Linked DNA regions of Homo sapiens: all the other regions are linked to region 3. A link is a loop called in an ENCODE intact Hi-C map of the cell type or tissue named here. Cell type or tissue: Caco-2. All regions are shown on one strand. Each heading gives the region's core, and the rest is flanking DNA. Links, peaks and the distances in the headings are about the cores only.

Region 1 (11,378 bases), core at 3,185-8,184, 490 kb before region 3:
TTCCCCCAGCTGTTTGAGATGAAAACTCCACTTTGGACTGGTACAGCCAAGAACGCAGGGCTCCCTTTCTCCCTGCAGGTCCCAAGAAAAAGGCCATTTTCCAAAGACAGGCAAGACAGCATTTCTCATGCTTCCCCCGGCTACCTACTGTGGAGGCTAAGTTCCTGGTGATTGTGGCCAAGAGGCAGAGAATACTCTTCCACTAAGCTCCACCCTGTGCCTCTGAGAATTCTGGGGTCCTGATTGCCTTTGCTGTAACTCATTGCTGTGAGAGGCAAGTCAAGAAGACCTAGTGCAGCTGCCTTCCCTATCCACTGACAGCTCAGTTCCTGAAGTGGGAGTGTCTTCAGACAGAAGCACACCATCGTCCACACCCACAGCAAAAACACTATGGCTCAGGGACTTTGCCCTGGGGGAAGCAGTCCACAGTACAAAACTCCCATCCCTCCCCTCAAAATTGACTTTACTTGCAACAGTGCACGGAGAGGTTCCTATGAAAGCTCTTGAACCAGTGAAAGTTGTGATGAAGGGCAATTGGGAAGAATTGGTAGGTTTGTTTAAAATAGAGACTGAAATGTAAGCTGGTTAATTTGCCAAAGATTAACAGGGAGAGAGATGGCTGGAAAAGCCCTCCTGTGGTCAGAACAAATCTAAAATACTGACTTCAGGAATTTTCCCTTTGAAGTGCTAGTATTTGATTAGATTAGTCTGTGGGGCAGGTTATGTCCCAAAGCATTATTGAAAACATTAGAGCAATCAGCCTGCAATTAGTGGAATTTAACAACTACGAATGGTCAGGAAAAGTGACAGTCAAAATAACAAACAGACAAACAAGGCTGGCAGGAACTTTGTAGGTAAGCAGGACAAGTAGGTAGGGGTGAGCAGACACCATAATCAGGTTGTCTGTTCACCCTCGCCTGCTGATTTAACAGGAAATGTTCTTCTCTGTGCTGTGGCACCATATTGATTGCTGAAGCTTAAAGTCAAGCCAAAATTTAAGGGCCTGTGGGGAGGAAAGAAAATCCACTAAAGTTCAGTCAAACCAAGTCATTGGGTAAGTTATTAGTAATACTGGGCACTCGGTAGCAACTGACAATTTGTACATCTAGGAGCTGTCAAATCCATATGCCAGGAGCTAAACATAATAGAGCAATAGGAAAGAGACTCAAACCATTTATGTTTAAATGCCCTCGGGACATTAAAGAAAAAAAAGAAAAATATAAGGATACAGAATATCATGGCTAGACTCTAACAGACACTAAAATGTAAGAATTCAAAACATTATAAATAGAAGCTAGATTTGGTAAACAGCCAAATATAATTTCTATAAAATAAAATTTACAGTTACTATAATAAAAGAATAACCTGAAATGAGTAAGTTATACAATAGCTAAAGAAAAGTTAATCAATTGTTTTAAAAATAGCAACAATAACAAACCAAAAATTGGAACATGAACTGGCAAAAGATTATAATCTATAATACATAAAGTTTAATAAAAATATAATATAGAAAATGATACAAAAAAGTGACGACTCAAGAAAATAAATGTACAATGTCAGTAAACATGTGACTTTATAAGAAACTAAAACAAATTTCTCAATTACTATATTTCCATTTCTCAATTACTATATTAAAGAAGAATTAAAATCATTGCTTATAAACACTAGTCTAGATTTAGGGAAATTAATCATGTCATGTATAACCTTTGATTGAAAGATGATTGTGGCCACTTTTGGGGAATAATTTGGCATTGTTAACAGAAAAACAAAACTGTAAAATATTTAAAGTGGTTTATTCTGAACTAATATGAGTGACTATGGCTCAGGAAACAGTCTCAAGCAGTCCTGAGAAAGTGTATCCGAGGTATCCAGGGTATGGTTTGGCTTTATACCTTTTAGGTAAAACCATTAAGTCAATACATTTTAGGTAAATCATAAGTCAATACATGGAAGTTGTAAGTTGGTTTAGCCTAAGGAGGCAGAATACCTTGAAGTAGGGTGATTCACAAGTCATAGGTGGATTCAGAGTTTCTGATTGATTGGCAGTTGGTTGAAAGAGTTAAGCTTTGCCTAAAGACTTGAAGTAAAAGCTTGAGTTAAGGTAAGGGGGAGTCATGGAGGCCAAGGTTCTCATGAGGCAGATGATGCCTCCAGGTAGCAGCCTTCAGAGAGAATCAATTATAAATGTGTCTTTTCAGACCTTAAAGGTTAGACTCTTTTAATCTGTTCTAGATCTGGGAAAGACATAGGCCTACAAAGTGAAGGTCTGCTGCATTAATGGAGATTCTCTACAGATGCAAATTTTCCCCACAAGAGATGGTTTTGCAGGGCCATTTCAAAACATGTCAAATTTATTTTGAGGTAAAATATTTTTATTTTCTTCAAGGTCTGCTATCTGTCATGTGATGCTATACCAGATTCAAGTTGGAATTTGGTAACTTATTGTCACAGAGTCTATTTTGTCAGTCTTACACTCTCTATTTCAATGTTAATACTGATCAGTTATGCCTAAACTCCAAAAGGGAGAGGATATAATGAGAACTGTCCAGCCTCCCTTCCATCATGGCCAACAATCCAGCTTTTCAGGTTTCTCTGGGGTCCTCTAGGCCAAGAGGGGATTTCATTCAGTTGGTTGGGGGGCTTAGGATTTTATTTTTGGTTTACAGCATTATATACTGACATTTTATGTGTGTGTCTTTGCCCTGACATATCTGCTTCTGGGAATGTATTTAATAAAATTCTCTTAATGTGTGTAAAAATATACAAAGAGTTTATTATGACAAAAATGTCAAACGATGTAAATTTTCACCCATAGAACAATTTTATGTAAGTACTTTTTAGAATATAACTTCACAATAAAGTTTACATAACTGGAGTTTTGCAATGTATTTTGACCTGTAATGGAGCTGCTTTTCTCTAAATGTATACTTATTAAGAAATAAAATAAATGGGTTTTACTGTGATTCTTTTGAATCGGGGAGCCACAAAGTGCATCTCAACTAGAAAACATTTAATTATAGTAATAATAAAATTATCAGATTCATATTAAATTTTCACATACCCTTCGATCACCTTAAATATTAATGTAGTAGTTTTATCTATGGCCAAAAAATTAAAACATTCATTTTAAGATATCTAGGTCTAATCATAAAACCCAGAGAAGTCAACTCTAAACCTGGAGAAGCCCTTAGAGTCCTGAAAACTGAATTATTTTTTAGCAAAAATAAAATACCTATTTTAAAAATGCAGAAGTCAAATTGAAAGATTCAGTGTAACGTAAAGTCTAGTATGAAGATATTTTAAAAGATTATGTGATTTTTCTGTTTCTTGATAGTTACTGCATTCAGATGGCTAGATTATAAAGACTGACCTTCCTCAGACAATAGACATTTAAGAAGTAAAAACTATGCCTTTTCTTTTTTTTTTTTTTTTTTTTTTTTGGAGGGATAGCAAGGTTGAGGGAAACACAAGACATATTTATCTGATAGATACAATGCAACCTAAACTTTACAAATCTGCTTATTCTTCTCTATGTATATGGAGCTAGAAAATCATAAGGAGAAATATAAAGACTTCAATATTGGTAGATCCCTGAGTGGGTTGAAATTTAAGCAATTCACCCATTAGTTTAGGAGTTTTGAGAGTGTAGAGGAGATTTGAGCCACATTACAGGTGAAAAGAATTCCAGGGAGATAAAATGTGTAAAATGTTTAAATGGAAATACACAGTGGATAGTGTGTTACGTGCTTTAGACACTCAGTAAGTTTCCTGCAAGCCAATGAGATCTTGGAGCAGCCTATTAATCCCTGGTGCTCAAATACCACCTGAGGTATTCAGAAAAACTGACATATCGAAATAAGCTAAATAAGTTGAAAGAGATCTTGTTTTATACAATGAGTTAGTAACCTGCCTATACCTATAATTGAGAATGTGGTGAAAAAATGGCCATATCTGGTGTTGGCATCACATAGGCAGACAACAAACAAAACCACATCATTCAACCTTCTCTCCACACCACCAACTGCCTCAAGGCTGAATAATATTTTAAGACAGCAATTGAAGAGATGGTTCTCATTAAATTCTCTGAAAATTATTTTTTAACTTAACTGAGTAAGAAAAAAATAATACATCCACTAGAAGATACTTCATAAGGACTAAAAGTGATAATATTTTATAATTTGTGAATGGTAATTGAGAGGTAAAGAAAATAACATTTGTAAAAGTCAATTCTTTTTTCCAGAGAGCAGATGATACATTAATTGGTAGATTGATACATACATAGATAAATGATAGATACATAGATACATAGATGATAGGATGGATGGAGATAAATACATACATACATATATACATACATAGACAGATATAAGATAGATGATAGATAATAGATAGATAGATGATAGGTAGAAGGGAGGGAGAGAGAGAAAGCAAGAAGGACAGATAGGGAGAGAGAGAGAAAGAAAGAGAGAGACAGAGGCAGAGAGAAGGAAAACAAACCACCATCTTTTCTTTCTGAATTAAGGATATTTTCTTGTTATATCCTATTGCTGACAGTTCCACCACTTTTCCCACAAGAAATTTGCTTTGATTGCTTTGTAAGGTAAACGGACTAGTTTCTCACACGTAAGATTTGTTTATTCTTCTTAACTAATTCAGAGTTAATGATCCCCAAAAATTGTTCAAACTTGTTCAGGGACCATCTGCCAAACCCAGAGACATTTCTTCCTGGGAATGAAAAGATGTCTGTGTTTATGTTCTTGTATTTATGCCTTTGGATAAATCTTGCATGGGAGGTTAGTAAGAATAAACTTTCGTCATATTTTACAATTCAAGGGATCCAGTTTTTTTCTAATGATAGTAATTATTGTCACCATTTCAGAGCACATTTTATTAGGTCCTGTGCTAACAATTCTATTAGAAAGTATTATCAGCTTATTTTAGAGAAGAACAAATTGCATTTAACAGAGATTACATCACTTTCCTAAGCCCTCCCAGCTAATAGGTGGCATATGTAGAATCAAAGTTGAGAGGGTGCTCACAGTCACTATACAACACCATTTTCATGTACTCTCAAACTCCAGGCCTCAAGTAATCCTCCTGCTTCAGCCTCCTTAGTCGCTGGAATTAAAAGTATGAGCCACTGTGCCTTCAATACACTCAAGACAAAATAATGTAGTTCTGTATAGTATTAACGGTATATACCACTTTGAAAATGTTAATTCATTTACATTTTCTTTACCATTTGAAAAAAACGTAAGCTTCGGTCTTCTGTGTTGAAAATAATCTGTAAGTGAGCAACAGCAGAAGAAACACCAGTTGAGACTATGACAGTAATTAGAATTCAGGCAACCGTGAATAGACCAGTGTGGTGGTAGTGAAAAAGTAGTGAGACATAGTCAGATTTTTGTGTATTTTTAAATAGAATATACTAATGAATTGGGAATGGGGTGTGAGAGAAATATAGCAATGAAGGATAGTTATAGTAGTCATAGCCGAATCACCTAGATAGATAAAGTTTCTATGGACTGAGCTGGGAATACTTTGGAAGGAGCAGGTCTGGGGTCAGAACAGAGGACAGCAAAGGGCAGGAGTTAGTCTTGGGCATGGTAAAGTTGAGATGCTTATTGTGCTCTTCGGTTTTGCTTTGAGTTTGTTCAGGAAAATAAATTTTATAAATTAAAACTCCATTGGATATAGAAATTAGGATTCATACCAATGTTGGATGATTTTGGAATTCAGGTACATTGATCAGGGAAATCATTACTGAAGGTCAGGGAAATCGTAGCTAGAGGTGAGGCAGACACCAAAGCACTGAAGCCCATAGTTCTCAAGTGTTCTCTGGAAATTTTTAAATCTTAAGACTTACTGACAAAGTTCACATTGTCTTAGTATGTAGCAATGAATCAGCTGATTCTCAGGTTCTCATGTGTCTGGCTGTGACTCTCATGCCTACACACACATCTGGCTGCTACTTCCATTAGAGAATAATGATCTTCCTATCATTTTGCTATCCAGATATTGAAACCTTCCCACCGATAGTCCTAACAAGAACCGTAGAGGGCAGCAGACACCAGGATATGCTCTTAGCTGTTCCTCACCATGCAGAAGGGACCTCAAAAGGGGTATGCCACATTGGGAAAAATATAATCCAATATAAATTTGTGATCAAAATATCTAGTGAGCAATTGGATAGAGAAGTTTGTTTCTGGGAATGAATGAGCAGCAGCATCATAGATGGTTTCCTAGGGCTGCCATAACAAAGTACTACAGACTAGGTGGCTTGAAACAAACAAAGCAACAAACACAACTGCCTCACAGTTCTAGAAGCTAAAAGTCCACAATCATGGTCTCATCGTGGTCATACTCCTTCTGAAAGTCTGGGCAGAATCCTTCCTTGTCTCTTTGTAGCTTCTTGTGGTGGCCAGCAATCCTCGCTTCTCCTTGTCCCACAGCTGCATCATTCCAATCTCTGCTTCTGTCATTGCATGGTACTCTTCCTGTTTGTCTCTGTCTTTACATGACATTTTTCTCTATTTATAAGGGCATTGGTTCTGTTAGATTAAGACCCACCTTAATGGCAGCATCTTAACTCGAATTTACTTGATTAATCAAGTTAATCAAGTCTGTAAAGAGACTGTAAAGACCCTATTTCCAAATAAAATAACATTCGCTGGCACCGTGGGTTAAGACGTCAACACATTTGGAGAGGGAGAGAGCATACTTAAACCCATAACAGTGGTCTTCAAAGTTCTGAGACTGGACCAAAAAAAAAAAAAAAAGTGAATTTAGGTAAGAAAGCGGAGAGCTCCTAAAATTCCCATCTGACACACAGAAGAGGCGATCAGAAAGAACAGCCAAGGAGATTAACAAAATATGGTCATTGAGATAGAAGCGTTTATAATTTTTAAAAAAAATTGCTGCTGTAACAAATCACCACAACTTAATGGCTGAAACAATACAAATAAAAATTTGGAAAAGTCAATGAATGATAATAGAAAAAATGAACAACCCTTTAAACAGAGAAAATGTTTGAATGTTGGTATTTTATTTGAATAGTACATAATTGCTTCTGAGATAGGAATAGCACTGGGTAGTCACAGGAGGATGGAAAAATCCAAACAACAACTAAAACAAGAACTATACAAAAATAAATCCACAGGGTAACAGAAAACCCAAAATAAGAGAGAGTAAATGGCCAAAATCTTGGTCAAGGTGACATGTCCATAAATCTTCTGGGCAAGCCCAAATAAGGGAGAAAGAGGACAGCAATGAGGGGCATCCCTGAAATCCCCCATTGTTCCAGAATACTGAGTGATTATTTCACCCTCTAATTAAAGGAACACCCATAAAATGAGAAACCCAAACTCTGTGGTGTGACTCATTCTCATGAGCATGCCTGCCTTCTCTCTTCAGTGTATACTTTTGTTTTGCAATAAGATTTCTTGCCTTTTGCTTCATTCTGACTTATCCCTGAATTCTTTCTTGCAATTATGTCAAGGGTCTGGGAACCAGCTGGGGCTGAGGTCTCACCAGCATCCCGAGACCCTGCGGAGTCTCTGACAATACTTCTACCAGTACACATGTTTTCATATGGGTTGATGAACATTTAGTTTTAAAAATGTATTTATTTTTCTATAGCTGACTGTTCATCTTGGCTTTAATAAATAAATAAAACGTTCTTGTCTTTTTGGAAAAAACAGAATTTTTAAAATATACCTCTACCTCTATTAATCAGTGTTCTCCAGAGAATCAGAACCAACACGGGGTGTGTGTGTGTGTGTGTGTGTGTGTAGGGTAAGCGAGAGAGAGAGAGATTATAAGGAATTGGCTCAAATGATTTTGGAGGTTGAGAAGTCCCAAGATCTACAGTCAGCAGGCTAGAGACCCAGGAGAGCCAATGGTGTGGTTCAAAATCTGACACACTCACGACCCACAAAGAGCCCATGTATCAGCTTGAATCAAAAGGTAAGAAAAAGGTGGATGTTCCAGCTCAGTCAGTCAGGAGGAATTTCCTCTTATTTACAGGAGAGTCAGCTTTTTTGTTCTATTCAAGGTTTCAATTGGTTGGATGAAGGCCACCACATTAGTGATAGCAATCTGCTCTACTCAGTCTGGCAATTCAAATGTTAATGTCATCCAAAACATCCTCCCAGACAAACCCAGAATAAGGTTTAACCCAGTACCTGGGCACCCTGTGACACAACCTGGTTGATACATAAAATTAACCATCACAGTCTATATCAAAAATATTCTTTGTGAACTCAGTAAGTGCCGTGCACTATTCTAGAAGTTGGAAATATATTACAGCAGAGGAAGCAACCGAACAAAAAAGTCTGCTTTGTTGTAGTTTACATTCTATGGAGGAAGATCGATTTTGTGTACAAATTAAGCATGTATGTATTTATACAATAGGATCTATTTAATATGTGTATTTTTAAATAGATTTTAAAATATTGAAGCTAAGTCTGAAATTTTTAAGAAGCTATTACAAAGACCATATTTATTCCATTTTTAATAAACTTTTATGTCTATGTTTGAACATCATGATTAAGCCAACTGAAAATTTGACGAAAAAAACTGAAACACGTTTATAACTCTTCAAATGTACTTTTAAACATTACTAAAAAGTAAGGGCATATTTTGTTTTGATATCCATCTTATTGAAATTATTCTTTAATTGTGATCACAAAACATAAAATCGGAGTTCTTCAACATTTATAAATACACAATTAAGTTGCTGGTTTTCAAGTGAAAATTAACATACATGGCTTTCATATACAAAAATAAAATACAAATTATATTGTTTAGTATTATATCAGTATGTTTTTGTTTTTCACAAATGTAATTATCATGTTTTTAAGGTATCAAATAGTTTTCCATAAACATGTACAAAGAATTTTTAAAGTATTATCTGACAATCTATTATTTATTCATCACCTCTACTTTGGATTTTTTTGAATATCAAATGAATTTTTACTTATTACTATTCCCTAACACTTTACAGTACTGTAAAATCAAACTATTATGAGCTTCTAAACTCTATCAATGTATACTTAAGGAATTTCTATGCATGTAGTTGTGAGCTTAGAGCTTTTCATAGAATGTGTAATTAATGTTAAAAATTGTTTTCTGTCTCTGAACATACTATTAGGATGCAAAACAAAAATTGTTACAAAATTTCTCTAAGGATTATTCTGCAATATTTTAGCACTATCTGAGTGATTGAATGCATTAGCAGTCTAGGAATTTCAGCTAGAATCTGCATTAATCCTTAGCAAGCCTGAGTTACACATATAGTAGAAACCCTGAAGAACTCTGTGCTTTTAATTACTGCTCCTTTCTTTCTAGATATAGAACTCCCCTGGTGATGAGCAACTGAATAAAAATCCATCATCAAGGCACTCAAAGTTTATCATTGTTACTAGTGACCTTACCATGAACCTAAGTTTAAGGACAGGTTAAAGGAAAGGCAGTGTGAGTGTAACATTTAAGAAACTAGCTTTATTAGAGTAAACATCAAAATAGTTAACTTGCTTGGTGTAGTAACAATTCTTATTAGGAATCTGGTCAGTATAGCAAAATAATTTGTTTCTGTTGTTCTTAAACTGAATACCCTCAACAAGTACTTTTTATAAATCAGAGCTAATTTTATTTTAAAGACGTTTTTAAAATACAGTAATGATAGACCTAAAATTTTATTTAGAAATTAACTTTTTTAAAGGTTTCTTAAAATTTTAATATAAACACTTCATATTTTCAAGTTCTCTGAGAAATATTTATAAATTTAGACATTCCTGGATTTGGTTGCATGTCCGCACCTCAGTTCTTCTTGATTCATTTTATTTCCAGAATATCTTTGAAATATAACAATCCAGGTATCTCCAAGAATCCCCAAATTATGAGAGTGCAATAGATTTGATACTGCTCAGTCCAGACTTAAAGATGTCTAACTTTTTAATGCATCATTTAAGTCAAATATTTTTCATTGACTTCCGTTCTTCTGTACCATCAATACTCTTGTACTGTTGCCCATATTGTGCACAATGATATTTCAATCTTTTTAAAAATGCCTCTAGTTCAGGAAGCCTCAACTGCTATGAACAATCAACCTAACAATTAGTCGATATTCACCAGTTTATTTCAATGTTTGTCAAGGTTTCTGGTGACTAAAACACATTAAAATTTTGTCAACATGTATGTATTTCCAACTGAGCTCATAATATTAAGGAGAGAAAATAAGAAAAAAATGGCTACCAGTTTCTTCTCAATAAAAGCAGAAAGTCTATTTCTAATACTTCTCTTTTTGGGTCCCAAAATATCACTGAGACACTTTCAGAATGCCATGATTTCATTTTGCTTCCCCATTTTGTTTTCATGGCTTTCTCCTTTGGTGTTCTAAACTTTCTATATTGAATCTTGTTAAACTTCCATGACATTTTTTTGTGATCTTCTTTCCTAATAATCAAGATACTTCTGTTTCTAACAGCACCCCTTACACAAGTAACTCCGTATTAGAAAAAGGCTCCATCTTACATTTCAATAGGCACCATGCCAACACAGACAATATGTTTTGCCTAATCAATAAAGACTGCATCCAACCAGATAAGGACATAACCAAGCACATTCTTCCACTATCAATCCTCACCAGAGGATTCTGTGGCCATAAAAATAGCAGGACTTCATCAGCTAAAAACATACATTTTAATAGACAATGTCTTGCTGTCACTTGTGATAAGCACCTGGCAACCCCAGGCTAAGGCTCTGCCAACATCAAAGACATTTCCTTGCAAGATGCTGATGCTGATGGGCTGTACAGGGCCAAGGCAGGACATTGTGTTTTTGTGCATGTTGCTCTCCACGAACTGATTCATTAACCCTTTTTCCTAACCCTTTTCTCTTGATCTTAAATGTTATTATACTTTGTTTGCTGTGGGTTAATTTATAACATTTTTATATTAACTATGTATACTATTGTATATGGATTGCAATATTGACTGACCTGTGGAATTGTTTGAGCCTGTGCGCTCACAGCTCTGACTACTGTGAACAGGAAGTACTAAGGAGAATTGCATCCTTGGGAACCCCATGAGGCTTGCTTTTAGGATTGAAATTGCATCAATAAAAGTCTGACATTGTGGAAAGACACAAGCCTGCCTGGACCTGGTTATCTCTGACTTTGTGCTGCTCAGGATAAGAAGGTTAAATCAAACACACTTTAAGAAAACAAAGGGAAGGGGGAAATTAAATGGCTTAGGTCATTGAGCCACTGAACCACCAGAGTAGGGTTGACTATAGTGACAACTGCAGTGACGGACTTGAACATTGTAACACTTATCTTTTGCACCTTGTTTTTACACCTCTCAGATGTCAGAATCACT
Region 2 (11,378 bases), core at 3,212-8,211, 260 kb before region 3:
TAGGTTAAGAAAACTGCAGTGTGATCACTACGTAGCTTCCCACTTTCCAAGAGAAAGTAGACTGGCTAATTTGCTAATTGGTAAAATCTTTGCGGCTTGCTAAAAACAAATAAACACAAACAAAAAACTATTGATCTCTTGTTTTGTGTTCCTTAGGTATTCCACAACTCATTGTGTGTTCTGCCTTCATTGTGGCTCCTCATATCACCCTAAAGAATTGAACAGCAGAGCTACCATTGCATATATGGTGATACTCTGACTACTGCTTTTTCTGAAAATTATTCATTCTTTCATCTCTGATCCAAGAGTTTTATATGCATCTATGGAATTGTGTCAGTTTCACACGTCAGCTTGCAAATCACAGAAAATCTCAGACCTTCCCCAGTTCTTGATGTGATTGAACTCTTCATTGTACATTTTTTTGGGGGGGTGGAGGGGGGTGGCGGGGATGGAGTCACCCAGGCTGGATCACAGTGGGGGAATCTCGGCTTATTGCAACCTCCGCCTCCCAGGTTCAAGCGATTCTCCTGCCTCAGCCTCCTGAGTAGCTGGGACTACAGGCGGGTGCAACCACGACTGGATAATTTTTGTATTTTTAGTGGAGACAGGTTTTCGTCGTGTTGGCCAGGCTGGTCTGAAACTCCTGATCTCAGGTGATCCACTCACCTCAGCCTCTCAAAGTGCTGGGATTACAGGCTTGAGCCACCACGCCTGGCCAAAATTTAATTTAAGCATAAAAAATAAATCTACCTATATTAAATTGTACAGTTTTGATTGCAACTTCAGCCACCTTTTTAATTATTTTTTACAGGTAGCATGTGTTTTTTTTTTTTTTTTTTTTTTTTTTTTTTTTTTTTTGAGACAGAGTCTCGCTCTGTCGCCCAGGCTGGAGTGCAGTGGCGCAATCTCGGCTCACTGCAAGCTCCGCCTCCCGGGTTCACGCCATTCTCCCGCCTCAGCCTCCGGAGCAGCTGGGACTACAGGCGCCCGCCACTGCACCCAGCTACTATTTTTAGTAGAGACGGGGTTTCACCATGGTCTCGATCTCCTGACTTCATGATCCACCCGCTTCGGCCTCCCAAAGTGCTGGGATTACAGGCGTGAGCCACTGCGCCCGGCCTGCAGGTAGCATTTCACTAGCAGTAATAAAGCCCAGAAATATCCTCATGTAGATGGTACAAGCTTTCTCATTATTCGAATTCTGCCGGTCATCTACTCCTTGTTCCTTATATTTTCCCACATCCATCTGTGTAGAATTTTGCTTTCCTGTGAAATTTCTGAATTCTCTGACTTCTCACCAGGAAATGATTAAAAGTTTATTTTCAGATATTCCTTACCAGACTACGTCTCTCCAAATAGGTTATGCTTTGTAAATTTCTCTTAATAGTGGTATATATATTCTAAAAGTTATTTATTTGTTGTTCCCTAGAACAAATAATGTATGTATTATTTGTTCTAGATCTGTGGTCTCTGATGTACTATGTGATCTATGCTCTTGTGTTCTCTCTTTTGTTGTCAATATTTTTCAGGTTAGCCTTTTCTTCCTGGAAGCCAAGGCTAAAAACAAATCCCCTATTTTGTAGTACCATGATCATATTAAACTCCTACCACAAAGATCCAAAGTGATGTTATCTTCCAGTATTAAAATATAAAAATGTGTAGCACTTACATAGACCAGATGCATGTAGTTTTTACCACGTAGCAGACATAGATTTTTAATTTCTTCAGAAATAAAAACGTATGTAAGAAACCTGCACGTTGTGCACATGTACACTAGAACTTAAAGTTTAATTTAAAAAAAGAAATAAAAGCTAGTATCTTTCATAATCACCAGATATTGTAAAGTGACTTGCGTGAAGTTATGCAGCCAGTACTGGAAGAACTAGAATTTAAACCAGGGCAGACTGTCTCAAGTATCTATTCTTAGCTATAAAGCTAAGAGGGTTTTTTTTTGTTGTTTTTTTTTTGAGACGGAGTCTTGTTCTGTCGCCCAGGCTGGAGTGCAGTGGCACGATCTCAGCTCACTGCAAGCTCTGCCTCCCGGGTTCACGCCATTCTCCTGCCTCAGCCTCCCAAGTAGTTGGGACTACAGGCGCCCGCCACCACGCCTGGCTGATTTTTTTTTTTTTTTTTTTTTGTATTTACACTAGAGGCGGGGTTTCACCATGTTAGCCAGGATGATCTCAATCTCCTGACCTCGTGATCCGCCCACCTCCGCCTCCCAAAGTGCTGGGATAACAGGCGTGAGCCACCGCGCCCGGCCAAGAGTCATTTATTTGAATAGTGATAAATTCAGAAGTTTAATTTCAAGGTCAGACCAAATTTCTTTAGTACTTCTATTAAAATGGCATCCAAGAAAATAAATATTGAAATTTGAAAACAAAACATCTCTATCACTACCAAATTTTTCCCATTATGCCACCAACCAAAGCACCCCCTACCAACATATTTCTGACTATTTTCTACAAAATTGTTCCCCTGATTATCCCTTGTGGTGCTATCTTAGAAAAGCAGGTATCTTCTTAATATGAAGTAGAATAATATAGTGGATAGACTTTGGCAACTGACACATGATTGGGGTCCAAAATAGAGCCTGAATTTCCTTCAGGACCTTGAACAAATAAGAGCATTTACTGAGGTTTTGTTTCCCGCATTGAAAATTTGAGACGATAATATGTCTGTTACATGGTTGTTGTGAGCTTTAAAGGTACTGTTATTTTTATGGTACAGCATAACCATGAAATAAGTATTATTTAATTCTCTTCTTTACAAACTTTATCACGGAGTGTTCTTTAATATCTGACACCTGTTCCAATTTCACACATCACTGATCTTTGGTGGATAAAATGGGAGACCACAGTATATATTTATTAAACTACCACAGTGAAGATTAAATTAAAGGCCAGATTCTTTATTCTAGTGATTTCCAAAGTAAAGTTTCTGTAAAGCACACAACGTTTTTTGACAAGAGAAACCTCCTCTTTCATTTTCTATTTTTTAATTATTAAATTATTTTTGTTAGAAAGACCAATAATATTCAATATTTGATATTAAATTAATGAAACTAACTTATTTTTCAATAAAGCAAACATGCTTTTTCGAGTAAAATATACAACTAAAGCAAAGATTAGGCTTTATAATTTTCTTTGTATTATTCTCTTACACAACTGTTTCATCCTCTTCAAGTAAACAGTTTAGAAGTAATCTCGAAATGTCCTTCAGGACAAAAATATTTATCTTCTTTTTAGCCTCAGCGTTATGTATTAAAATTAAACTATCTACATAGGCCAAGTTAATTGAATGGATTTTAATATCAAGCAATTAAAAATGAAAATAATGTGGCCAGGAGCAGTGGTTCACGCCAGTAATCCCAGCATTTTGGGAGGCCGAGGCAGGTGGATCATGAGGTCAGGAGTTCGAGACCAGCCTGGCCAAGATGGTGAAATGCCATCTCTACTAAAAATACAAAAATCAGCCAAGTGTGGTGGCAGGTGCCTGTAATCCCAGCTACATGGGAGGCTGATGCAGGAGAATCGCTTGAACCCGGGAGGCGGAGGTTACAGTGAGCTGAGATCACGCCACTGCACTCTAGCCTGGGCGACAGAGCAAGACTCCATCTCAAAAAAAAAAAAAAAAAAAGAATGCAATGATTGTTAATCTATTCTGATTTTAGAAGAGAAAGTTAAATTGGAGCTCTCCACAAGATGAGTTCTAGGATGTTACAGAATATTGGAAAATCTAGAGAATTAGATAATCATATCCCCATCTGTTTCTCTTCTCCAAAGAACCCACAAACTTAATGTATCATCAGTGTCACACAGAATTATAAACAAAAACCTATGATGACCTCTATAGATATATAGATACTGAAAAAGTATTTGATAAAATTCCTCATACCTTCATGACAAAAACCTTCAAAAAACTAGACATCCAAGAAACACACCCAAAATAATTAAATGCATATACAACAAACCCACAACAAACATTATCCTGAACAGGGAAAACTTGAAAGCATTCCCCTTAAACCTAGAGCAAGACAAGGATGCCCAACCCTCACTTCTATACAGCATAGTATACAAAGACCTAACAAGAGCAATCAGGCAAGAGAAAAAAATAAAAGGCAGCCAAATAGGAAAAGCGGAAGTCAATTGTCTATAATCACTGATGGTATCATCTTAGACCTAGAAAACCGTAAAGACTCCTCCAAAAGATATCTATGTTTGATAAATATCATATTTATCATATTATTATTATCAAACATATTATCTATGTTTGATAAATGACGTAAACATAAGACCTGAAAATATAGAAAAATTTATTCTGAACACTGGCCTAGGCAAATAATTTATGACTATGTCTTCAAAGGCAAACACAATAAATAAAATTAGACAAAAGGGATTTAAGTAAAAATAGTCTACACAGAAAAAGAAAGAATCATCAGAGTAAACAGACAATCTACAGAACGGGAGAAAATATTTATAAACTATGCATCCAACAAAGGGCTAATATCCAGAATCTACAAGAAAATGAAACAACTCAACAAGTTAAAAAAAAAAAAAAATCCCTGCTACTACTACTCAGTAACCCTTAATATTACTCAGCCATTTTTTGAAAAATGAAATCATGTCTTTTGCAGCAACATGCTTGGAAACTGGAGGCCGTTATCCTAAGGGAAATTACTCAGAAACCAAAAGTCAAATAACGTATGGTCTCACTTATAAGCAGGAGCTAAACAATGGGTACAAATGGACATAAGAGGGGAATAATAGACATTGGAAACTCCAAATGGTGGGAAGCCGGGAGGGTAGGAACTGATAAAAAAAAAATTACTTTTTGGATACAGTGTACACTGTTTGGATCATGGGTGCACCAAAGGCCCAGATTTCACCATTACATATATCCATGTAACAAAACTACACTTGTTACCCCTAAATCTATAAAAATAAAAAAAATTTCAGCTGAGATTGGGCAGAAAGAATGGCCAATTAAGTCAACTGAGTCCCATTAGACTAGTTTCTGAAAATCAGAAGATTAAATTTTTGACAGGTCACAGAATAGTAGCTTTACTATGTCAGGGATACTGTTCTTAGTCCTGAGAACTGAAATCCTTTATAATATAAGAACTAGTGTATCTCCTGAAAGGGTGAGCTGGACGTTCACAAACTGGGCATCCATGTGTTAGTGCCAACTTTGAGTCAACTAATGGCATGACAGCTCATTCCAGCAGCCAACTGCTCTGCTGCTGTTACTAGGTAATAGATAAAGGCAATTAGCACCAAATGCTCTTTTTCATTCTTGGCCATCGTGGTTGGGAAGGAGGGAATGCATACATGTCTCTCAAAGATTTGAGAAAGTTTCTTTCAGTCTATTAGACTATTGATGAGTGGGAAGAGCACTCAGTTTCTTGTGCCATTTTATAATATCGGGCTTCCATTTTGGGCCTTTGATTGTATGGAAAATTTGCAATAATTCCACTTGATTTCCATGTTAAAATGCCCAAATCTCCACAACTTATTGAGCCACTGAATCCATCCTTGCTGATGGATAGCTCTCTTGTACAATTCTCAAAAAAAAGTCAAATCATTTTGTAGCCCAATCCCCTGCAAAAAAATTATGAATCTCATAATAATAATATTATACATTATATGTTCAATATTATATTTCCCATTATGAATATTGCATAGCATATATTACTCATTGTATGTAATATGTTATATATTTATATTATAAATATTATATATTATATATTCATACATGGAATATATACAACATAAGATATACTATTTAGTATATACAACATATATCATACTACCAATAGTTGCTACATATTACCAATATCATATCACATATGCCAGGCACTGGTATAAGCATTTTAATTCATTTAATTCCTGCAATATTCTTATGAGTTAGGAATCATTTTCCAAATCTTACAGATGAAGATTGAAGCTAGTTATGTAAATCATATCATCCTCTTTGCCTATTTTAAAGAAAGCTTACAGTTAAAATTCGAAGGTTGGCCATATCCAAAATATATAATTAAGTTACCTGTGACTCTCTCTGGCAGAAACAACCACTACCAAGATGCCAGTGTGCTTGGGTGCAACTGGGTATGGTGTTTAGCTTTCAGTTATACCCATGCACCTTAATTTTCTGCCACTTGGAGGCACTCGTGTACCATAGGAGAGAATTTTCCAGCTTTAAACTTGGCTTCTCAAAGGTTACCGCTGAAGTATAAACTACAACCTCTAACGTCTGCCCAGATCTTGCAAATCAGAATCAGTAATACTGGTAATCAGAACCTGGTGTTACTGAATTGGTGTTGCCCTTTTAGCTAGGTCATCAAGACTGGTCCAATCAAAGCATCTCACTTTCTTCAGATTAAAGGAATCCCTGCCATCTTAACCTTCCAGATGGGTGGTAGCCAGGCATCTGGAAGGAGAGCCTTAGGATATGGACCTGGCTTCAGACTGCAGAGCCTGGAGCCCAGGATGACCCTGTCTACTAGGATGAAGGAAAGAAGACTGAAAAACCAAACAATGCATCAGTTGAAAGAGTCTGTGCTTCAATGCAGAATACAAAAGAGATCTGAAACCATACACCTTCAAGGAGTTTGCAGGCCAGTAGAGAATAAAAACTGGTGAGCATGCTTTAAGGACTAAATCTGCAGAACTTTTTTCTTCAGGTCTTCCTGGCTACAAAAGGGGAGGGTACAGTTAAAGGAGCTAGTCTATCTGAAACTGAATTAGAACTATGATTAAGAATTGGTAAAGTGATTCAAGTTTTTGGCATTATTTACAGAACTACTTGTACGTATAATAGTTAAAATCAATTTTAATATGATATTCTTTAAATGGAATCATTTTTAGAATCATGTATAATTAAAATTTTATATTACACCGAGATACACTTGTTTTTTAGCAAGACATTTTCTTATTAAAATTAATGTGAAGCTCCAATGCCAAACACTAGAATAAGACTATTCTATTCCTTGCCTTGAGACCACCTGCCTGTGTGAACTTGAGTAGCCCAATTTTTCCCTTTGAACATTGTTGTGTTTTTCAAAAATATCTGATCAATGTACATAATGATCTCTAAAATCCTTGTAGCTTTAAATTCTGGGGTTTCTTAAAAAAAAGGAACCCCCTCCAAAATGCTTTTCTTAAACCACAGTAAGATTTGATTCCCTCTAAATGAAATACAAAAAGAGTATTGTTCTTAAATGTTTGATATAGTGATTTCTCTTAATTGTTTTTCCTCCTGCTGTAAGAACATGACTTAACAACTGTGATGTTTGATGAAAACTGAAGATTTTTTTTAAGTCAAAAATAAATAAATTGGAGTGCTTACTCAGAACTGCAACAGCTGTGTTTTGATGTTTACAATCACAGATGTTAGATGTTTCCAGATGGAAACACGGTTGTCAGTCTTCAATTTCCTTGAGAAAGAACTATATAATGATGGTAGTTAAAAACCAGTTTCATAGATTTTCTGTGATGCTAGTCATGAAATTCTATAGTTTGCTTGAAATATATATCTAACATAGCTTTCATTTTATTGTGCATATTTATTTCAACCATTAAAAACAATCTGTTTATTTAATTTTATTCCACATAAAATACCAACAAGGTTGTTCACAATAGTGTTTCAATTAAGGTTCCATTTTTTAAATCTTGAATATTATCTAGCTAGGTTATGGTTATGAATTATTAAAATACTTGCAAATAGAATTGTGACAATTGAGAATTTAAAAAAAGTATGTTTTTGAGTGTACCAAGCTCTGGCTAGAATGCTTTTATAAATAATAATCATATGTAATATCTGTTGTTCTTTTACTCTGTGACCATCGAGTTAAATATATATAATTCTACTTCATGTGTAAACGTTGCAATGATTTTATGAAGAAGGTACTATTATTTTATTATCCACATTTCACAAGTGAATTTGAGGTATAGAGAGGCAAAAATAACTTGCTAAACTTCATACAGCAAAACAAATGAGGTAGTCAAGATTCAAACCCAGAAATTCTTACACCGCAGCCCCAGTTTTCAATCAACATACTCTTCAATCTCCAACCATGCCATGTTTTTGCCACATGTAATCTTATTTTATAATAATCACAACCATATGAGGCAAATAATAATATTCTAATTTTTTTAAAGCAGGAACTAAAAGATTGAGATGACAATCGAGTTAAGATCAACAAAGAGTACTTCAACACTCCAACCCCGGAAGTGCTAGACATGCTCCCCAAGGACTTTAAGCCTGTGTATGGCGGAACCCCTCGGGCCCAAATCACTTCCTGTTACCACAGGAACAAGTAAACCTCCTCCCTGATACTAAGACACTGGCCAGGCGTGCTTATCTTTCCCTGACCTACTCTTATAAACCAAATTGTCAATTAAATATTAAGGTAAAATAAAGATGTTTTACACATAAAAGCTCTCAAAACATACTTATTGTGTACTCTTTTTCAGGAACCTATTGGCAGCTATGCATCAGTAAAGTGAAGAAGCACCTCAGGAAAAGGGAGCATAAGGGAAAATAAGGAGACATAAAGAAAAATGGAAAACATGAAAGAAAGAGATTGAGAGTTGTAACAATGAAAAAGGAAGATTGCACAGTGAGGCCTGAATAGAATGTGTAGGAGACAGCTACCTAGAATGGAGCATGACAGAAATCTTCACGGGACATTCCTCCAAGATCAGGAAATTTCTCAAATGCTTCAAGTGCCCGGAAATAAGAAGTTGAAAACGAAAGTTTGCTGGGAGTTCCATTGGTAAAATGTACATATTGAAAACAGTTAAAAAAATGAGACAGAGAAAAAGAGAGAGAATCAAACACACGTAACATGACAATATTTAATGCTTTTTTAAAAGGTAGAAAATTGAGTCACAGTAATTACATGCTTATCTGTATGTAACATTTACCAAATTATAATAATAAGTGCAAAATATCTAATCATATTTATAATATTACTGTATTGGAAGGATAAAAGGACAGATAAATTAACTTTGTATCTGGTGGACAGCAAAAAACAGACATCTATTATCTTCCAAAGTAGCAAGTCAATGCATATATAATGTCAAAATTCAAAAAGTAAAAAAGTAACAATGCAAGCTGTTATTTTGAGAAAATGCCAAAATATTCAGCCGAAAAGCTATAAAGGTACTATGTCAATGAAAGGGAAATGGGAGATTGTCTATTTTTTTAAATAAATTTTGGAGAATAACTTTATTTTTTAAACTCTTGAGATAATTCACTGCGATAGAACTCAAACAAAAACAAAAGATAATAAATTGTTGTCTGCATGCTGTAATTACAGCTTTCTTTTATAATGTTTGAGAAAGAAAAATAAAACTTTTGATAGGTTTCAACTTATACCTTTTAATATTTTTCTTAACTTTTAATTTTTGTGGATATAAAGTAGTTGTACATGTTTAATTGGTACATGAGATATTTTGACACCGACATGCAAAGCGTAATAATCACATTACGGAAAATGGGGTATCCATCCCCTCAAGCATTTATCCTTTGTGTAAAAAATAATCCAATTTTACTCCTTCAGTTATTTTAAAATGTACAATTAAATTATTTTCACTATAGTCATCTTGTTGTGCTATTAAATACTAAGCATTGTTCATTTTTTCTATTTTTTGTACCCATTCACTATCCCCACCACCCCAACAACCCCCCAACTACCTTCCCCAGCCTCTGGTAACTGTATTTCTACTCTCCACCACCTTAACATAATGACCTATTCACTTAACATATTGCCCTCCAGTTCCAATTATGTTGTTGCAAATGGCAGGATTTCACTCTTTCATATGGCTGAATACCCTATTCTGTGATATTACTATAAGGCTTGCAAATACTATCTTATAGCTCATTATTTTAAACTAATGACAACACTGCTTGCATACACAAATGAACAAACACACAGAAGTAAAACTAATAAAAACTATACACTTTAACTTCATCCTCTTGTTTTTATGACTTTTAGTTATTTCTCCTGTCTTATTGTACTGTGTCTTAAAAAGTTGTACTTATATTTTTTATTGGTTCATTATTTAGTCTTTCTACTTCAGACGAGAGTGGTTTACACACCACAATTACAGTCTTATAATATTCTATCTTATAATATTCTATGTTTTTCTGTGTACTTTCTGTTACCAGTAAGTTTTGTGCCTTCAGATGATTTCTTATTGGTCATTGATATCCTTTTTTTTTTTTTTTTTTTTCAGATTGAATAGTTCCTTTTAGCATTTCTTATAGGACAGATCTGGTGTTGATGAAATCCCTCAGCTTTTGTTTGTCTGTGAAAGTCTAAAGGAAAATATCCTTCAAGCATGAAATATCCTTCATTCTTGAAGCATATTTTTGCCAGATATACTATTCAAGAGTGATTTTTTTTTCTTCAGCATTTTAATATGTCATGCCACTTCTCCTGGTCTGTAAGTTTCCCATTGAAAAGTTTGTCGCCAGATGTATTGGAGTTCCACTGTGTGTTATTTGTTTGTTTTCTCTTGTTGCTTTTAGGATCCTTGACTTTTGAGAATTTTATTATTAGATGCCTTGAGGTAGTCTTCTTTGGGTTAAATCTGCGTGGTGTTCTATAACCTTCTTATACTTGAATGTATATCTTTATCTAGGTTTGGGGTGTTCTACCTCTTTTTCTCTACCTCCACTTTAAGGCCAATAACTTAGATATTCCTTTTTGAGGCTATTTTCTAGATTTTGTAGGCACGCTTCATTTTTTTTTTTTTTGTCGTCTCTGACTGTGTGTTTTCAAATAGCATCTCTTTGAGTTCACTAATTCTTTTCTCTGCTTGATCAATTCTGCTGTTGAGAGAGTCTCATGCATTCTTTGGTATGTCAATCACATTTTTCAGCTCTAGAATTTCTGCTTAATTCTTTTTAGTTACTTCAATCTATTTGTTAAAGTTACCTGATAGATTGTGAATCCCTTCTCTGTGTTATTTTGAATTTCTTTGCATTTCCTCAAAACAGCTATTTTGAATTCTCTCCCTGAAAGATCGCATATCTCTGCTTCTCGAGAATTGGTCCCCAGTGCCTTGTTCAGTTCTTTGGGAGAGGTCATGCTTTCCTGGATGATCTTGATGTTTGCAGGTGTTCATTGGTATCTGCGTATTTAAGAGTTAGGTATTTACTGTAGCCTTCACAGTCTGGGCTTATTTGTGCTCATCCTTCCTGCAAAGACTTTTCAGGTATTTGAAAGAACATAAGTCCCAAGCCCAATATTGTTTTGTTTATTTGTTTGTTTGTTTTTGAGATGGAGTCTCACTCTGTCGCCCAGGCTGGAGTGCAGTGGCACGATCTCGGCTCACTACAAGCTCCACCTCCCAGGTTCTCACCATTCT
Region 3 (11,378 bases), core at 2,248-7,247:
TTTTAATTTTTGCATTTAGCCATTTACATTTAATGCATTTAATAATCTCTTAGGGCTTACGTCTTTAATTTTATTTTCTAGTTTCTGTTGGTTCTTCTCACATTTTTTGCTCTCTGCTTTCATTTTTCTGCCTTCCAGTGAGTTACTTGAAATATTTGGCATTTTGTTTTTATTTAGCTATAATAATTTTGTGTGTGTGTGTGTGTGTGTGTGTGGTCACTGTAGATATTGTATATCACAGTTTACTGGTGGGGTTATTTTACTGGTGTGAGCAAGCTATACAGACTTTATGTTAGGTTTCTTCACTATCCTCCTTTTAGAATATAATTAGCTTAACTGCATCAGACAGTGTTAACATTGTTGTTTCAAATCAGCAACCTATTGTAAGAAAAGCCTATTGTATTTATTCATTTTTTTTTCTTACCATGTTCTGTCTTCCATCTTGAGATTCCAATAGACCTTTTTTAAAAAAAAAAATAATAATAATACTCTTCCTGTTTGGAGAACTTCCTGAAGCCATTCTTTCAGGATAGGTCAAACTGGTAACTGGTGTTAAATACTTCATCTGCGGATATGTTGATTTCTCCTTTATTTCTGGAGTACTTTTATTTTTTCTGAGTATAAGATTCTGAGTTAACAGTCTTGTCATCCTCCTTGAAAAATGTTTTTCCAACTCCTTCCGGTATCCTTGGTTTTTGATGATAAATCTGTTGTCTTTCAAAATGTTTTTCCCTTATAGGTAAGTTGTCAAATTCTGGCTACCTTTCAGATATTTTTATCTTCAGACTTCAAAAACTAGACTAATATGAATCTTGATGATGTAATTTCTTGTGTGTGCGTGTGTTTTTAAATTGGTATTCTTCCAGTTTCCTATAATTGTAGGTTTATAACATTGCCAAATTTTGGAAGTTTTTAGCCATATTTTTTTTTTTTTTTTTTGAGATGGAGTCTCACTCTGTCACCCAGGCTGGAGTGCAGTGGTGTGATCTCAGCTCACTGCAAGCTCTGCCTCCCAGGTTCATGCCATTCTCCTGCCTCAGCCTCCAGAGTAGCTGGGATTACAGGAGCCTGCCACCATGCCCGGCTAATTTTTGTATTTTTAATAGAGATGGGGTTTCACCATGTTAGCCAGGATGGTCTTGATTTCCTGACCTCGTGATCTGCCCGCCTCGACCACCATAAATTTTAAAGTACTTTTTCAAGCTTACACTTTCTTTTCCCCTTCTGGTATTACAATGACAGAAAAGTTGGACCTATTGTCACAGGTTCTCAAGGCTCTGTTCATTATTTCTATTCTATTTTCTCCATGTTGTCCATATTGAGTCATTTCTCTTTTATTATCTTCCCATTCACTTGTTCTTTCCAATATCCCTTATGATTTCCTGTTCATCTTATTTATTTTTATGATTATTATTTTGATAATTATATTTTTCAGTTCAAAACTTCCTGTTTGCTTCTTCTTTATACTGCATATTTCTTTGCTGATACTTTCAAATTTTTGTTGTTTCAATTTAGGTTCATAATTGTTCACTGAAAACATTTTTATCACGATAGCTTTAATTCTAGAATCTCTGCCATCTTGGATTTTACATCTATTGGTTGTTTTTCATTTGGTTTGAGTATGACTAGTGATTTTGATTGACACTTGGACTTTTTATATAATGTTATGAGATGCTGAATTTCATTTAATGCTGTTTTAACTGGACTTCTGTGATATCATTCCTTCAGAGAAGAAAAGTAGCAAAAAACACTGATGAAAAGCAATGAGAGTTGTTGATGGGGCATGATGATTACGGAGTTTCAGAGGCCAAAAAAGAATGAGGAATTCATTGTGAAAAATAAGAAATAAAGGTTAACAATATGAAGACTGAACTATAGCCATTGACTTTGGCAACATGGAAATCAATATTTTTGTTGGAAAGAGACATTATTGTTTGAAGGTCTTTTGACAATCATGAGAGGAGATGATTTGGGGGTAACATGGGGAGTGAAAGACAAGTGAGAATGCATGCATCATATGTAGACAGCTCTCTAAATGATCATATGAAGACACCCCAGGAATAGGATCATAGCTTGAATGAAGGAAGGTGAGTTTTTAAGGTGAGTTGACTTATTTTAAAAATGATAGCATATGTGATTGTAGAAATAATTCAGTAGAGAGAGTTTAAAATGAATGAGAGAAAGTGTTTGCTGAAGGTGTCACATATGTGAGAAGATAGAAAAAAGTCTAATCTCTAGCACTGGAAGTACAAGCCTTTGGCAGGAGACAACATTTTCCCGTTTTATCAGGAGGGAATTAGGATAAAATAATATAGGAATGTATAGATATTTAATGATGGCTAGATACACAGTTTTCAAACTGCCATAATTTATTTTCTCAATGAATAATAAGATTGTTCATTTTCTGAAAGGAAGAGCAAATGAGAAAGCATATTTGTAGATGTGATAAAAATAAAAAAGGCAGGAGATAGTGCATGCAGGTAAATGAATATGAGTTTATTAAGGAAACTCAGTAAGACACTCAGACATGTTCAGGGCCTATTTTTATCTCAAAGCATTTGGGAAAAGTTATTGACTATGATTTATCAATTGTACACTATAAGCTTTTTAATTTTCTGAACTTATTTTTATTATATTGCTTTCTAGTATATCCTGACTCTTGCTTAGGAAATATGTCTAAGTCAAGGGAGAACAGAAAACATTAAATAAATTTCTTAAATATTTAAGCATAGTAACACTTTCATATATTTGGAATAGATACAAGTAACTAGAAAATATATAAATATAATTTTTTGATTAAGATTATTGTAGCATCTGATTCATGGTTTATAGACTCAGAATACAAATAATATGATAATAAATAATACAATATGCTACTTTGAACTATATTCTTAATAAACCTCTAAATATTATTTTATAAATCTTTGTGCACACAAAATCTTACTGCTTTAAAAAATCTCTTCTTACTCAGAGTAGTAATATGTAGTAAAATAAGAAAAAAAACTTTGCCTTCAATACAGGAAGTTAGTTATTTTAAGTTCTTGCTTGACCATAATATGTGTTATGTATGCAGCTTTGTGTTTTTCACGAGGTTTTCTATTCCAATAAGAATAGCTGGTGAAATTAAGGTTACTGTCCTAAATTTCAATTAGAAGCCATTGGTGTAAAGCGATTTTAAGGATCATTTACTTGACTATGGAATAAATTCCTTTTAGTTGTTAGAAATTTAATCTTATTTACTAATGATCGCATCTTGGATGGATATCACCACAGCTCTGAAAAGTGAATTTACATTGCGTGGATAAAAGGTACACAGTAGACTTTTTCATTAATTTGGTCCATAAATTTTAGATAACAAAAACTCTGTCGTTATTGTCTATTAAAATGTGATCTGTTATTTTTATTTTTATTATTTGTATTCATTTACTTAATAGTTACAAGAAAGAATTTCATTGATATTTATAAAGGACTTCAGAATTAAAAAGAAACCCTATGGCTATCTGGTCTGACCCTATCATTTTCCAAATAAAGTTCTTATGAAACATACTAATCAAAAACCATAAATTATATATGTCAAATGTCAATGTTACATGATGACAGATCCTACATTAGAACTCAGGTGTTTACATCTCTTACATTTTCCAATATACTTACTAGTTGTGCATTCTTAGAATAGAAGAGATTACAGGAAAATCAAAACACAACAGATTTTCTGCTCTACAATTAAATGCTATGTGTTGGAATTTTGAGGGTTTTATAAATAATGCCCATCTTCCTTGTCCTCTGTCTAGATTTGAAACTGAGTGATAAATAAAAGGAACAGTTAGAAATGAAAACAGCACTTCATGATAATAACAATACTTTTAAATTGTGGCTTAGGTCTGTGGATATACACAAATTACAATTATATCCCCAGTCACTAGCTAATCCCATTTGTTGAACATAATCTACAAAAACTGAAGTGTAGAATTACAGAATTGTTTTTAGTAGACAGATCACAAAGGGAATAAGGAGAGCTTGAACACTAATTCTCTGTTAATCTTACTGAATTTATCTGTCAGATAGTTTGTTTCTTTCCCATTTGCAATGGCTTGAATATGACTTTTCCCTGCCAAAACTGACATTGGAGCTTAGTCCCCAAAGTAATGGTGTTAAGAGGTGCTGAGACCTGTAAGAGGCATTTGGGGGCCAGATGTGGTGGCTCAAGCCTGTAATTTACCCAGAACTTTGAGAGGCCGAGGCGGGTGGATCACCTGAGGTCAGGAGTTCGAGACCAGCCTGACCAACATGGAGAATCCCTGTCTCTACTAAAAATACAAAATTAGCTGGGCGTGGTGGCACACGTCCGTAGTCCCAGCTACTTGGGAGGCTGAGGCAGGAATATCGCTTGAACCTGGGAGGCGGAGGTTGCAGTGAGCCGAAATCATGCCATTGTACTCCAGCCTGGGCAACAAGAGCAAAACTGTCTCAAAAAAAAAAAAAAAAAAAAAAAGAGGCATTTAGGTCATGAGGGATGCTCCATGATGAAGGGGATAGTGCCATCTTCTGGGAGTGTGTGAGTTCTCGAGCTTATGGAACTGGCTTAGATACCACAAGATTGGGTTAGAAAACACAGTTGCCCCTTGTGTTTTGTCTGTTTGCATGCACTCCTTCCAAGTGATGCCATCCACCATGTTAGGATGCAGCATGGGGCCCTCACCAGATGCATCTGCCTGATCTTGGACTTACTAGCTTCAGGAACCCTGTGCCAAATAAACCTTTATTTTATAAATTACCCAGTCTCAGGTATTTTGTTATAACAGAAACAGACTAAGATGCCTAACGGAGGTCAGTGAGGAGGTAGGACAATGACCAGGACAATATTCTAATGGAAGTACCTTTCCATGCAAAAGTGAAGAATAGAGAAGAAATATTCCAAACGTACCAGATATTGTGTGTGGGGTGTTGGGTGTTGGGGTGATGGTGGGGGAGGTCTCGTTACTTGAGTCTCCTTAAATTCCAACAGTATTGTGCTAGGCATGATGTGGTTGTGGTGAGTATTTTAGAAGTGCAATTCCTATACATTCTGAACAACTATTAGACTGGGGACTTAAGGAAATAATCTCATCACATACATAAACATACACATACACACGCACACACACACAAACACACACACAAAATCTCATTCATTTTCTATCTTCACCAAACATGGGATTTATTTTAGACATGATAGAAATTAGGCCATGGTTAATAATCTGCCAATACCAACTAATAATTTGTTAAGTAATATACAATCAGCAATATTTCACAACCAAGTAACTAATATTATTATTTTAAGTTGAAAAATATTTTGAAAACCTATATTATGGATGATATTAAAATACATTATAAAAATAAAATTTGGGACAAAATTATGCTTTATTACTTGAATAATGTATATTCTAAAAGATTCTCTCAATCATTGATAATTTTGTTTAAATGATTATTTAACTCTCAAAATATGTCCCTTTGTCTTTATAAAAATAATTAAAGAATCTGTTACCAGAATTTGGTCTGTTCCTTGAACTTCCAGATATGTTTACTTTCCATGATCTGTCACCCAGAGTAACCATGGTGCAATTCATGCACTTCATAAGTCTTTGGACTATTTTTTTACATAATGTTATGAATATCATAGCATTCTAAATATGATTTTGATAGTATGTTCATGAATAGGTTTCTCCTAAAAATAATGACTGAAGAGTCAAATAATGACATTTAATATAGAATTTTATGATTTGATTCCACATATATCATTTAGAATTTAAAAAAACATGCTATTATGAATATCTCTTTAATTTCCCATATTCAATTAATCACAATATTTTACAAATTACTAGTGCATTTTCTCCTTCCATTTCTCACAGCCACCATTTTTGTCCTGGTCTTCATTTTCTGGATTAATACTATATGACCTAACAGAATTTCTGCCTGTGTTGTTTCCACTCTCCAATCTACCACACTTCTGCCAGTGTAATTTTTTTTTTTTGAAGTCTGGTATGATTAAGTTATGTCTATAGTCAAAAATCTTCAAAGACTTGAAATAACTTTCATCATAACTCTTGCCCTCAGCTTCACACATAAGTTCCTTTAAGATCTGATCTCATTTTACCTGTTTAGACATTCTTGTCATACTTTGACACAGTACTTTAAATCTCTGTATTGCACTGTTTGCAGTCCTTCTTCCTGAAAAAGTCTTTTGATCGGTTCATGCCCCATCTTTGATTCCTGTTGAAATGCTTATCGTTCCTTAGTAATTAATGTAAGCATACCACTGGCTGAAAAATGTGGTTGGGTCTTTCCAGCACATTTCAGTTTAATTTATATTTTTCCTCTTTTGTTCTTTTTTTTTTCTTCCACAGTACTTCCTTCACCACCGGCTAAATTACTACTTTTCATTCTGGAAGTTGAGTTCACTTGTTTGTCTCCTTTCTCTATGTTTAACCTTTCAAAGTACATGGCTCAGGAAAAGTTTATGTTTGTATTCTTAGTACATAGTTGCTGTGTCTGGCATATATGTAGATAACCTTCTGTTTCCCTATTTACTCTAATTAAGAAAACTAATATATGTCGATTTTCATAAGTCTGTTTATATTGGGTTTGTCATACTACACAATTCACTCTATTATTCTTTTTACTCCATAGAATTTTTGAACATAAAAATATTGCTTTTCTATTATTTAAATAAGAATTAGTGTGTATATTCAATAATTTCAAAGTATTGTTATAAAAAAGTGACAAAATACTGATGAATTTCATAAAGAAAAGCTTTTACATTGTTCCTAAACTTTCCATTTTGTTTCCATTTATAACTTGCATAATATATCTCTTTTTCATTCTAGGTATATCCAAGGATGTGAAGTAGGAAATTCGATATTTTTCTTATTAAATATTTATTAGGAAATTTATGATTTATGAATCTTATCCATTTATACAAGAACTGGCTGAAGTTAAAAAGACAAAATTAAAATTATAAAAACATCATCTATCTAAAAATACCATGTTCAAAGTATATGTTAAATGCAACAAATATATCAGCACTGGCAGGATAGATAGAGATGCAGGTGTATTGACAAGGTGTTTTCTTAAAATACCTCTCTTGAAATTGTGACTTTGCATTTAACTAAACTATTATTATTTTTTAAAATAGTGTTAGCTAATTTTATTGAAGACTTATTAAATAACAGAATCATTTCCAAGCATTTTTAAAAATTTACTGTTACAAAAATTTCACTTGGTAAATATGTTATACACATTTTGCCGACAGAAAAACTGAGGCTGGGGGCAGTTAAACAATGAGTACATATGATACGTCTTATAAGTAGAAGATTCAAAAGTTGAGCCAAGGTATGTCTGATTCCATATCCTGACTCCACAGAAAGCTCTAGATCAGAAGCCATTTAATATAATTGCCTCCGACATTTTTGTTGTCTAATACATAGTTGCCTCCTAGCCATATGCCACTTGATATGTGGCTAATGTGAACAAGCAACTGAATTTTCACCTTATTTAATTTTTTAAAAAATTAAGCCTGAATTTGAATATCTATTTGTTAGTGGCTACCATCCTAGACATTGTTCAGCTTCACTCAAATGATCCACTGCAATTGATACAGGAGCTTTTCTGGGGACATAATGTTACAGATTAGCTTTCTATGTTCTTTCTGGTGAATGCTATCAACATTCTCAAGCAGACAGACTCATCTGTTGGATAATTGAAGAATATGAGGTTATTTGGCAAAGGGTGCTAATCCTAATCTTGCTATTCTCCTTTGGTTGTTGTTTACCAGAGAACACACAGTATTGGGATTCCTTACTGATGCCAAGTTTACTTTGGGTGTTGAGAATATGTTAAGTAAAGTGAGGTTGCTGGTATTTTGGCTTTCTATTGATGGAAATCAAGCTAGTCAAAAATGGACTAACGTCTGGGCTGGGCGCTGTGGCTCATGTCTGTAGTCCCAGCACTTTTGGAGGCTGAGGTGGGTGGATAACCAGAGGTCAGGAGTTCGAGATCAGCCAGGCCAACATGGTGATAGCCTGTCTCTACTGAAAATACAAAAATTAGCTGGGCGTGGTGGCAGGTGCCTGTAATCCCAGCTACTCGGGAGGCTGAGGCAGGAGAACCTCTTGAACCCATGATGGGGAGGTTGCAGTGAGACAAGATTGCACCATTGCACTCCAGCCTGGGCAACAAGAGCAAAACTCTGAAAACAAATGAACAAACAAACAAACAAACATACAAAAAACCTAACATTCAACATTTATACTTCAGTAACAAACATGAAAAATGAATAGTAGGCCGGGCACGGTGGCTCACACCTGTAATCTTAGCACTTTGGGAGGCCAAGGCGGGCAGATCACTTGAGGTTAGGAGTTCCAGACCAGCCTGGCCAACATAGTGAAACCCCATCTCTACTAAAAATACAAAAGATAGCTGGGCATTGTGTCACCTGCCTGTAATACCTGTAATCCCAGCTACGCAGGAGGCTGAGTCAGGAGAATCGTTTGAACCCCAGAGGTGAAGGTTGCCAAGATTGTGCCACTGCACTCCAGCCTGGGCGACAGAGTGAGACTCCAAAAAAAAAAAAAAAAAAAAAAAAGGGGTTGTGCTTTTCCTCTAAGGTACATCTGACTGTACTTGCATCACTTTTCTTGAATGTTTTCAGACCTCCAGTTGGTGATAGTGGAAATATAACAATTCTAAAATGTCCTTACTTCTTTCATTCATACTTGAAAGATTAAAGCAGGTCTCCTCAACCCCCAGCATAAAGCATTTTACCTCTAAAGAGTTAAACCTAAAAATGTATAAATATAAGTAAATAAAGTGATTGTTACCTATGTGAAAATGTTTTGGATTATAAATTGAGAACAACTCATTCAGAATGACATCAGTATAGAAACTTTAATCACATTCTACTGTCTCCTAAAAATACTGAAGATGGCAGGAGAAATACACACGAAAAAAAAAAAAATAGACCATAAACTAAAATAAGAAACTGGGAAAAAGCCCTAGTAACCTCAATGTATACTAAACAGGATTAATAAAAGACACACCAACACAAAATAAAATAATTACCATATTTTGTCTAATGCTATTATGATGTCAAAACTCAAAAACGTGGATCAGAGAAAAGTCAGAAAAACATCTCATATCTTTCCAACTGAATCTGTGTACTCAAAGACAGGTTTTATATTAGAAAATTGAACCTAGTTCCTCTCAAAATATCACCCAACATTCAAAAGAGAAAAAGAGTAAAGGAAATAGGGAGATAGCCATGTTAGCTGTGACTTCTATACAGGAAGATGTAATCGCTATGAAAAATAGAGGCAGTAATGAGCAAAGAAAGGGAAAATCTTTCAGCAGAACGTGCTGTAGATTTTTTGTTCATGTTTGTCTTCAGTTCAAACTGCTGGATAATAATACAGTGGGAGTCTAATAAGCCATTAACTTTTTTTTTTCCCCCAAGGACAGCACACTGGGTAACGTTCTCTGGAAGGTGGGAGTTTAAATGAAGTATTAGACATCAATCTGATCTCTGCCTCAACTGGGACCCTAAAATACAAACCATATGGAGCAGCAGGGCAGGGTAATTCATTTCAGCAAGTCATTAGACAAACCTAGAAGTCTGAATGATATTAAACGTGGTAAATGTTGGTTAAAAAAAATCAAACATAAGACATAATGCTGGTTGAATCCAACACATTTCAAAGGAAAGGCAAATAAAGGAAGGACAGAAACATGAAGATAAACAAAAGTAAAGCAGAAATCTAAAAAGATTTATTGACCGATACGTAAGAGAATTCCACAAATTTTTAGCATCAACTAGAGTTTGAGAAACAATTTGTCCCTATGAAACAGGAGCATATAGCCATAAGAACAAAGTTTAGATAACGAAATAGGAAAATATGAAAGTGCAATTTAAAATAAAATTAAAATTAAGTGGAAATGGATGAGGTATGGCAGATTTCTAATGAAACTAAATGTGTTGTATAACATTGATTCAGTGAAATAGACAACAGATTTAATTATTCAAAGGGAAATACAAAAGCATAAAGAACCTTACATTGAAGATATTAAAAAAGATAATAGATAATAAAAAACAAAGAACCCTAAATTTGTTTTCTTGAAAAATTGCAGACAGTACAAGTTGAGCAAAAGCAATAATTTCATTAAAGATAAAATTTCTATTTGGAAGAAAGACCAATGTGTATGTAGATGGAAAGCAACTGCCACATTCTTGGCAAAATATAATTTTTCTAAATTGAGCTTATATGGTTTTAAGAAAGTATATTGAAAACAATAATATTTCTATTTGTTAATAAAAGTTTTACTTTGAAATGTATTGAAGTTTCTTATATTGGAATATATATGATTCCCACAGCAAAAAAAAATCTAGTATTTTTTGAATATTTCAAATATTCAAACTTAAGTACTCTGTGGATATAGAGGGTACGAGGGGCCAAGATGGCTGATGAGAAGCAGCTGCGGTCTGTGCCACTAACAGAGAGGAATGAAAGCAGCGAGTGAATTCAGCACCTTAGACTGAAATATCCAGGTTCTCACACTGGGACTGACTAGGCAGACAACTCAACACATGGAGAACAACAAAAAGCAGGATGGGCTGACAGCCCAGCTAGGAGTGGCATGGAGCTAAAGAACTCCCACCCCTAGCCAAGGGAAGTGGTGATTGATTGTGCGACCCTGCCCGGGAAACCACACTTCTCCCACGGATCCTTGCAACCCATGGACCAGGAGATCCTCTTGTGAGCCCACGCCACCAGGGCCTTGGGTCTGACATGCAGAGCCGTGTGGAGTCTCAGCAGAGCAGCCACTTAGGCACACACAGAGACTCAGGAGTTTTACACATTCTGGCCCCAGGATCCCCAGCAGGGCCAGAGGTCTGTCTGTACATTTCCCTAGGAAGGTGGCTGAATCCAGAGAGCCAAGCAGCATTGTTCTGTGGGACCCATTTCCATAGCACCTCAAAAGGTAAGATCCACTGGCTTGGAACTCCAGCCAGCCAACACAACTGGCTGAGTCTGTCTGAGACGGGAGGGCATTCCCCGGGGGGAAGGGGTGGCCGCCATTTCTGTGGTTGGGTCAACTCAGCATTCCAGGTCTGCTGGCTCTGGAGAGTCCAGGTGGTTCGGATGAGTCGGATGAGGTGGGGTGTCCCCCCAATGCAGCACACCTGCTTTGCCAGATTATGGCCAGAATTTTTTTTTTTTTTTTTTTTTTTTTTTTTTTTTGGAGGCAGAGTCTTACTCTGTCCCCAGGCTGGAGTGCAGTGGCGCGATCTCGGCTCACTGCAACCTCCGCCTCCCCAGTTCAAGCAGTTCTCCTGCCTCAGCCTCCCA

What was found. Peaks named below come from ENCODE experiments on the same cell type or tissue, not always from the same donor. Only the 100,000 strongest peaks of a DNase experiment are listed, where the experiment ranks them.
Region 1: it touches region 3 in a loop (16-fold over the local background); 5 of 110 quality-filtered maps call a loop at or near these places.
Region 2: it touches region 3 in a loop (20-fold over the local background); 13 of 110 quality-filtered maps call a loop at or near these places.

Annotation. Positions count from the first base shown.
Region 1 is chr13:89,919,958-89,931,335 of GRCh38, reverse strand. No RefSeq gene overlaps it. Among named protein-coding and RNA genes, the nearest start is that of LINC00559, 190 kb to the left of the region's middle. In Caco-2, for the core only: a CTCF peak has its summit at 6,064; no DNase peak of the experiment used is centred there.
Region 2 is chr13:89,690,629-89,702,006 of GRCh38, reverse strand. No RefSeq gene overlaps it. Among named protein-coding and RNA genes, the nearest start is that of LINC00353, 130 kb to the right of the region's middle. In Caco-2, for the core only: a CTCF peak has its summit at 6,163 (motif pointing right); a DNase peak (open chromatin) is centred at 6,136.
Region 3 is chr13:89,427,998-89,439,375 of GRCh38, reverse strand. The region is part of intron 3 of LOC107984621 (a long non-coding RNA gene); the gene reads right to left. Among named protein-coding and RNA genes, the nearest start is that of LINC01040, 67 kb to the left of the region's middle. In Caco-2, for the core only: no CTCF peak of the experiment used is centred there; a DNase peak (open chromatin) is centred at 4,535.